2 separate regions of the Mus musculus genome follow, and region 1 is linked to region 2. Evidence: chromatin contacts called from ENCODE POLR2A ChIA-PET data. All regions are on one chromosome and are shown on one strand. Each heading gives the region's core, a stretch centred on a gene start or an enhancer-like site at or near the end of the contact. The rest is flanking DNA. Distances are from core to core; before and after follow the strand shown.

What was found. ChIA-PET counts read pairs that join two places held with the same protein, here RNA polymerase II (POLR2A).
Region 1: POLR2A ChIA-PET joins it to region 2 with 27 read pairs in embryonic stem cell. The contact joins the promoter of Arhgap39 here to the promoter of C030006K11Rik in region 2. POLR2A ChIA-PET finds 5 or more read pairs at or near these places in 3 of 5 experiments (Patski and embryonic stem cell).

The regions. Positions count from the first base shown.
Region 1 is chr15:76,816,529-76,820,796 of GRCm38, forward strand. It overlaps Arhgap39 (Rho GTPase activating protein 39), which reads right to left and starts at 1,638. Exons shown (of 12, transcript NM_001168288.2): 1 at 1,464-1,638.
Region 2 is chr15:76,722,222-76,726,606 of GRCm38, forward strand. C030006K11Rik (RIKEN cDNA C030006K11 gene) reads right to left here and starts at 1,624. Exons shown (of 3, transcript NM_145472.2): 1 at 1,434-1,624; 2 at 950-998; 3 at 1-762. The coding sequence starts at 1,595. The coding sequence ends at 317. Arhgap39 (Rho GTPase activating protein 39) reads right to left here. Exons shown (of 12, transcript NM_001168288.2): 10 at 3,702-3,793; 11 at 3,102-3,271; 12 at 1,764-2,955. The coding sequence ends at 2,761.

The DNA.
Region 1 (4,268 bases), core at 388-2,887, 94 kb after region 2:
ATTCCTAACACTCAAAACTTCCCAGGTGTGAAAAATTTTACAAGTCTTAAGTCACAGAGTCCTCACAACAGCATTCTGAGACCAATACTATTAGTGTACCCATTTTACAGCCAAGAAACCAAAGGCAGAGAGACCTTACCTAATACCACAAAGCCAGTAAAGGAGGAGTCATGACTCAAGGGCGGTCAGTCTGGCTCCAGAACCAGCACTCATTTTCACTCTGCTCCAGACTCTTACAAGACAGCTGATTAGACCACGAGCTGGAAGGAGTCACATCTCTCTATTCCCTCCTAGGCACTCAGAATCCCTTGAAGACTGGCTTTCCGGACTATCCAGTCACACCTCTCCTTCTAATTCCCTTCCCCCCACGTTCGTTGTAAAAAGGGGAGCAGGGACAAAACCACCTGCTGTTTACAGACTGCGCCCAGGACGCAGTGCTCAATTGCCCTCCCTAGCTCCCAAAGACAAACGTCCGTATTGTCTGCACCACGGGAGGAACTGAAGCCTTGCAACTGTACGTTTTTCTGCAGAGGTCACTGGAGGCCTGGCCAACCCGAACAACACTGAAGGGGGAGGGGGTCCAGCCGCATTTTTGCGGCTGAAGGTTGCGTAGCGCCCACAGCAGCTGCGGTGAGCAGCAGCATGGAACACACCCACAGCTGCCGCGCCCGAAGCGGGCAGCACGTTTTAAAATAAAGACAGCCTGCCTGGCCCGGGATGCACAGCCTGCCGGCTCGCAGCCCCCACCCACCCCACGCCTGCCAAACAGCAGGCGCCCAGGGAGTTCCAAGTCTGAAAGGCCGGGGAGAGGACCACCCGAGCCTGCCGCAGAGGCCCTGCCGCGAAGCCAGGGCGCACCACGCGCAAGCAAGCCACGACCCGACCCAGAGACGCCCACCGACTGCCGGGCATCGCGGACAAAGCCTAGCCCGCAAGATCCTCGTTCGGCAAGCACTATCTCTCACCACCCCCAAACGGACCGGAGCCCAGTGCACAGAAAGGGCACAAGCACACCACCGGCTCTGGGCCTGGACACAGAACGCACGCACACCTGTCCTCGGGCTGACTACACACACCTGTCTGCAGGCCGGGCACCCTCACATCTCACACCCACCATCAGGTCCACCCCAACCCCAACCACCTCAAGCAAAGGGCTCGCACACAACTATCTTGGCCAGGGACACACACGCACTCACGCCCATCCAAAGGCCGGGCACGCGTGCAGACCATGGCACCCTCACACCCACCACCCTCGGGCCCCTGCTCTTACGCAAACCCGCCTTCACACTCCCTGGCCCTTGGCCGCGGCGTCCTCCTGCGGACCCTCCCCTACCGGGTCACCTGGGGCCCCGATTTCTAGCACGACTGGACTGGGGGGCCTCCGCCTGGGCCAGGCCGTGGGGCCGCAGCGAGGCCTCTCCGCCATCTTCCCGGCCCGCGCCGCCCACCTCCCGCGCTCTCACCAGCCGGCCCTGCGCCCGGAGCGCCGCCACTGCCCCTCATCACCGACCGCACGCTGCGCCCCAGCTCCCGGCGGCTCCCGGCCGCCGTCGCCGCCGCAGCCAGCGCTTCACGTCCTGGGTCTCCGCCGCTGGTCCAGTGCGCTGCGGCCGCGCGTCCCCCGTCACCAAGCGCAACCCCCCGCCTCCGACTCCGCCCCCGCGAGGATGGTGGCGCCGCCAGGGGGCGCCGCCCGCGAGGCTGCAATGCGCCTGCGCCACCGCGCAGCCCCTCGGGAGCTCCGAGGGAGCCTTGCCTCTGTCGGAGGCCCCGCCCCCGATGCCGCGCTAGCCGGCCGTTCCGCTCTCACCTGTACCCGCCCACTTCTGGAGGTCTGGGTCACCTCAGGTGTGTCCTAACGTGGGTGTGGCGTGACTCTATTAGTTCTAGCCCTGCTGGGGTTCCTAAGCTTGAGATATACCTCTTCCTTGACTCTGGAAAGGTAGCTATTGTCTAAAATACTCTGCGTATTCCATGTTTGTAACTTCCCTTTATTATTTTCCTCCTTTTATTTCCTTGACTATTCTCGTAGTAACTCAGGCACAGCTTTAAATGTGCTCTCTTTTCTATTTTTTTTTTTTTTTTTGTAATGTGTATTGTGTGTGAAGCATGTGCACGCACGTGCCAACAGTGTCCGTGTGGAAATCGGAGGACAACTCCTTTCACCATGGGTTCTAATGACGGAACTCGCATCATCAGGCTTGCACAGAGAGCACCTCTACCCACTCCATGGCCCTTTTAACTTCTTATTAATTTTTTTTAAGAGAGAGAATTTCAGATGGCCCAGGCTGACCTTCAACTTCCCTATGTAGCGAAGGATGACTTTGAAACTCTAATCCCGTCTTCATCTCTCTTGTGCGAGGATTACAGGCACCATATCCGGTTTACACAGCTGAGGAGGTGAAACCCATTCTAGGAAAGCCCTTTACCTACTGAGCTACATCCTCAGCTGCCATTTGGGTTTTTTGTATTTGACGAGCTCTTGCTCTGTGTACCCGGGCTGGCCTCAAACTTAAAATCCGTCTTTAACACATTACAAGTGCGTTTGTCACCCTCCCAGACTTCGGAATATTCAGTGTTGTTGTTGTTGTTTTTGTTTGTTCATGTTTTCGTTTTTTGAGACAGGTTTCTCTGTGTAGCCCCGGCTGTCCTGTAACTCGATCAGTAGACCAGACTAGCCTCAAACTCAGAGCTATCTACCTGCCTCACTTTGCTAGTGCTGAAATTAAAGACGTGGGCCATTACTGCCCGACACCAGTTCTTTACTTTAAAAAGAAAAACACACACACACACACACAAAAAAAAAACCAAACTTTTTTTTTACCTTGGCTTGACAATTAAGAGTAAATACTGCTCTTCCTGAGGATTCAAGTTCAATTCCCAGCATCCATGTCAGGTGACTCAAAACCACCTATAATGCCTGACAGAGGTGGCACATGCCTTTAATCCCAGCACTTGGGAGGCAGAGGCAGGCGGATTTCTGAGTTCAAGGCCAGCCTGGTCTACAGAGTGAGTTCCAGGATAGCCAAGGCTATACAGAGAAACCCTGTCTCAAAAAACCAAAAAACAAACAAACAAACAAAACAAAACAAAACACCTATAACTCCAGCTCCATGAGATCAATAGTATTCATGTGTACACACACACACACACATTTTTTAAAATGGTGAAAATGAGCCTTCAGAATATTTTGCTTATTTAGTTTGTATGTCTGTAGGGCTGCATGTGTCAAGACCTCTGTAGAGATGTCAGAAGACAAACTCTAAAGGAGTCATTTCTCTTCGGCTATTGAGTCCCGAGGATGGAACTTGGGCCATCAAGCTAGTGGCAGGTCATCTCCAGCTCATGTCTTCATTTCTCTGTGTCGTATTTAAATTCCACTTGCAGACAAATAAAATGGCCCAAAGCTCTTCCAGGACTGCACACAGCGTTCCATCTGTATCCAGACCAAGAGAGCTCAGAGCCTTCCACACCCCGCAGTGCTGCAGACCCAAGCCCTGGGGATCTCCACTGTGCTCACACTTAGCACGTCCTTGCTGAGTCATCCTGGGCTCTGCTCTTAGGTATGGATGAGGGCTCCTGCTCTGTCTCCAGCCCCCTCAGCAATGCGGCTGGAAACAGACGTTCTAAATGCTGCAGAAAGGAACGCACAAGCAGCAAGGCTATTTATCTTTGCAAAAATGAAATTAACCGGGCTAGCAAGTCCTCGAGGGCCAGAAGCTCACTTCGAGTGTATCCTAAGGCAGGTGGTGACTGTGTCTTTTTTCCTATTGCCTGGGGTCACCTCATAGTCTTTTCCTGATTCAGCCTGATTCAGTTTAAAAAGATTCAGCTTGGAGTAAATGAAAGGGAGAGGGTGAGGTGTCAGCTGCTGCAGATCACGTTTGGGAACTGGAGGAGGGCAGGGCCTTTGTGGAAAGAAAAGCTTTACCAGGTAGAGGAAAGTAAAAGGTTTGAATTTCTTTACACAAAAGTTTTAGAGGGTGTGAGATATACAGAATATTGGCCTTTGGTGACGAATTTTTTTCCTTGTTCACCCACCTGAAGTAAGCTGACTTGGATGAAGGAAGACCGTCTCCTCCCTGCGGCTGAAGAAACATTACCAACATGGCTGACTGGATTCCTTTTGAGTGTTTTTTGTTTGTTTCAATATTTTTGAGATGTTTGTTATGTTTTATGTGCTTGCCTGAACGAGTGTCTGTCCCTGTACCACACATGCAGTGCCTGTGGAGGCCCAGAAGAGGTCATCAGACACCCTAGGATTGGAG
Region 2 (4,385 bases), core at 374-2,873:
ACGCGCGCCTTGCGCCTGCCGCCCTGCCTGACGTGACCAGCGCAGGCCAATCCGTGGGACGCAAAGCCGGTGTAAGGGTTAGAGGTGGCCGAGAGAGGACCTCTGTAGGGACAGAGGATAGCAGGGCAGCACCAGAACCTTGGACAGCGCCAACCACCCTGGGCTCACCTCTGCGCGCACGCGCTCTCAGTCACCAGCGTGCAGGTGACAGCGGACATCTAAGTTAATCTAGAGTGTTGGAGCAGAGGGGTAACCTGCGAGTACTACAAAACCCAGAGTTTGCTCTAACCCTCCCCACACAGCCCCAGCTGGAGTCTCAGGGCGGCGGGGCAGCGGGCAGCAGCGGGGCCAGATCCATAGTTAGGGCGATGCGGCGACCTTGCCAGTGTACGTGAGAGGGGACCGTAGGGGAGCTAGGCCCATACTCGAAGCAAGCGCTGAGCTCGAAGGCCAGGGCCGAGCGCACTAGACCCACACCGCCTGCGCGCTCCGGGGCCGGGTGGTACAGGCGCCCATTGGCCGCCAGGGGTAGCAAGCGAGCCGGCTCGAAGGGTATCGCCAGCGCCTCGCCACCGCCACAGTAGGAGAGACGAGGTGACTCGCTGTCGGAAGCCAGGAGGTGCGTGAAGACCACTGGCCGGTCTTCACAGCGCAGGAAGTTACGCTCTCTGCCGCAAAGCGAGAGGAAGGGGAAGGAAGCCTCGTAGCGCCCGCTGTGGTTGGGTCTCAGACGGGAGAAGAAAGTGACCAGGAACTGCAGGTCTGTGGGAACAAAAGGCACGATCATGCTCGGTGACCCAGCTTCCCCGACACGCTCCTTTTCCTGGGAATACCAGCACTGGCACGAGACAGCGGCCCCCCCTCGTGGATGGTGCCTTCCCTCAGAGTCGGGGAGCCGAGGCCCTGAAGGGTAGAGAGAGACACGAGGGAGCAGTGCAGTAAGCAATACCTTTGAAGCAGGTGATAAAGTTCTTCATTTTGGAGTCATCTAGGAAAAGCTGCAGAAGGGACACAGTGGACAGTAAGTCCTGGCAAGAAAGCCGGTGGTGTTCGCTGTCCTTGCTTTTCTGTCTAATGTGTTCAGGGGGGCATGTGGAAGGGCCCTGCGGACTCTCCCCACATCTACAGACAGGTTTCCAGGGTTGCAGCCCTCACCCCTTTTTCTACAGCAGGTTTGACAGCCGCTTGTCCCTAGCAATCGCGAGCAAGCACTCGGCTCTGGGACTGCTGCTAGGACAGGCTAGTGTGCGCGGGATTACGATGCGGTGAAAGCGGAAGGCCCCGGAATTAACTCTTCCAGCCTGGGCTTTGAAAGGTTCAAAGCCACGCGTAGCACCTATCCCAGGTCTCGCCTCTAGAACTACTCCCCACCCGGTGCCGATGGATTCCGCAGTCCCCTCAGGTCTCCTCCCTCTGTCACACGCCAGGCACACCTGGCCTTGGTGATCCACATAGTAGAAATACTCGCGGGTTCTGGGCTCCGGGCTTTGACCCTGTGTGTAGGAGACACGCTCGACCCCACTGCAGGTCCGAGCTCTCTGCGACCTCGCCAAGACTAGAGCCAAGTTACGCACTGCCCCACTAGGCGGCCACATTCTTCCACACCGGAAGCGGATCACACAGTGTTGTGCCTGGGGCTTTGGGTTCCGCCGGCAACACGTGCTCGGAGGGGCGGAGCTGTCTATCCCGCCCCCGGAAGTAGCTGCCAGACGTGGACTCCCCCGCCCCCTTGTCAGAAGTAACCTGAAAGAAACACAATCAGCGAGTGTGCACTTGAACTTTATTCACACGGAGCACTGTCCCCTCGAGCCACACGTACGAGGGAGCGCCTGCGGCCGAGAGGCCCTGGAGAGAGAGGCCAGGACCTCCGCATGACGGGACTTTTGTTTTTAATAAATAAAAACTCTAAAAATATATATATATAAACAGGAGAAATGAAGTTTGACAACTGTTGGAACTCAGATTCCAGAATGGAAAACGCAAACGAGTCCAGGCAGGTCTCATCCACGCGCCGCCCGTGTGTGGAGTTTGGTCAGAGGCCGCGAGGTCAAAGGAGGGTGGTGCTAACTTGCTCAGCGCGAGGACCGCAATGGCAGTTCAAGAGCTAAATAGCATCTGGTTAAAACTATGTCCTTAGCAAACTTAGTTCTGTCGTTCTATTTATATCTTTATACACAAGTAGGCTGGGTATCGGATAGATTCTGTAGTCAAAAAACAAAAAACCTCTCGCCCTCCCTCACCCGCCCCAAGAAAGCCTGCCTAGCCCTGGCCCTAACCCAGAGGGCTTTGGTTTGGGGCCTCCCCTTGCACAAAGACCTATTAGGCATCGAGCCGACGGAGCCAAGTCCTAGTAGTGGCCAGCACAGCTCTCCAGAACGCCTCTAACTCTCCTTCTGGCCCCAGCCAGAGGCCCCTAGACTAGGGTGGGAGGGATCAGGGCGAGAGTGCCTTGGTGGAGGATTGCCCTGAAGAGGGGACAAGGTCCTGTTGCCCTGAGCAACGCGGTATGTGCTTCAGCCGACCAGGAGGGCAGTGTCGCTCGGCTCCGGGAAACAGAAGGCACTTCTCGGGGCTGGCTTGCGACTGGCAGGGCGAGCCGGTACCTGCAGGAACTGGCCGCGAGATATGGCGCGGCTGCTTGGCCCCGGGAGGGCCTAGGGCGGGGCCGGCGTCTGGCGGGGCCTGGCATGCTGCCTCGCGCTGGGGCCTTCCCTCCCACCTTCCCGGGTGTCACCCTAGCAGGCGTCCATAGCCCGCGTGCTATAGCACGCCCTCCATGAAGCTGGTATCTAAATGCTGAATGAGCACTCGAAGGAAGGACATCTCCTTTCGTGTATTCTCGAAGATGACGCGAGGATCATCCGACTGGCAGCGCAGGCAGTTGGGTGCCATCACCATAGCCAGGTTGCTGACGTCCATTTTGGTGATGGCTACGTTGGCTGGCTGCACGAACACCTGTGTGAGGGGGTCCGGGTGAAGGGAGAGGAGAGCAGAGTGGAGGGTAGGCGTAGCTATTAGGGGATGAGCTGAACAAAGTGGAAGGTTGGCTGGGAAGGATGGTAGGTGGGCGTGGTGCGGCACTGGATGCAGATCATGCATACCTGGAGGAAGCGAATGAGGTAGCACAGCACCATTCGGTTGATGCGCGGTAGCGCGTGCACCACGGCCACAGCAGCCTCCGGGCTCTCGTAGTGCGCAATGCATTGTTCGTAGAATTCATGAGGAATCAAGGGCTCTTCCAGCTCCCGATACCACAGCTTCAGCAGCGATGCTGAGGGTGGGAGTGACTTAGGTGGTCTTGGCTTGGGAACCCCTAAGCCAAGCATCCACCAGAGGCCACATCCAGAGAAACAGGGTGTATGGGAGAATATGGAACAGGCTGGAAAGGGTCCCTCTAGCTAAAGCTGTACAGCCTGAGCCCAGATCTCAGAGACACTAGCTGCTGGAGGACCTGGGATCATTCTTGACAGTACAGGTATGTGTGCATGTGTCCACAATGGCTATACAACAGTGTGGGAGGATGTTTAGAATTCTTCTGAAGATAGGCGCCAGGGGTGAAGGATGGTTAGATGCAGCCACAGGACAGGGGGACAAGGCCATAGGGTGATCCCGAACAGGAGTCCCGCCTGCATGGTTATCTGCTTTCTGGGATATGCATGCAAGCCAACTCTTCAAAAATACTGAGTATATGTGGGGCTCACCAGGGACATGGGGATCCTCCAGGCCTGTAGGCACCTTCCACTGATCCACCTGCAACTTGAGGGCATTCACCTCATCAATGTCCCCAGGGACCCTAGAGAACACAGGGTGCATCTCAGACTAGAGCAGCTCACCTGTTCTCGAGCTAGAGTCGGGAATAGCAGAAAGGCTCAAGGACCCGCCAACCGCTCAGTCTCAGGCAGGGTGGGGTGACTCAGCTTTTCCTTTTGGCTCTCTTGGCTTCCCTGTGCAATTGGTTCCCTTGGTAGGCCACTAAAGCCCAAACTTGCTTCTCTTTTTGTCTTGGGGCCTTGGACCTCCCCAGGCCTGACAGGTGACAAGCCAGTCATTACAATGGTTGACACTGCATAGGCAAGTGCCATCCCAAGGGCTGGGTATGCCACATCCCTGTTCACCCAGGATGCTGAAACTGCCTGGCCAGCTGCATGCCATCTCTGAAGCTCTTGTCAGAGGTGATGTTCCTGCTGGCATCCAGGTACCTTCTGGACCCGTTGGCTGTCTTTATTGGCCATGACCTACTCTAGGGGTAGGGTGGGGTGGTGACACAGCTAACTTGCCTCCTGTGGACTGGGCATTGCCTTGTCTCTTTTGGCTTCATGGCCCCTAGCCCTAATGTCCCTGACACTAGAGATATAAACACACAACTGTGCTCATTTTCCCACCCA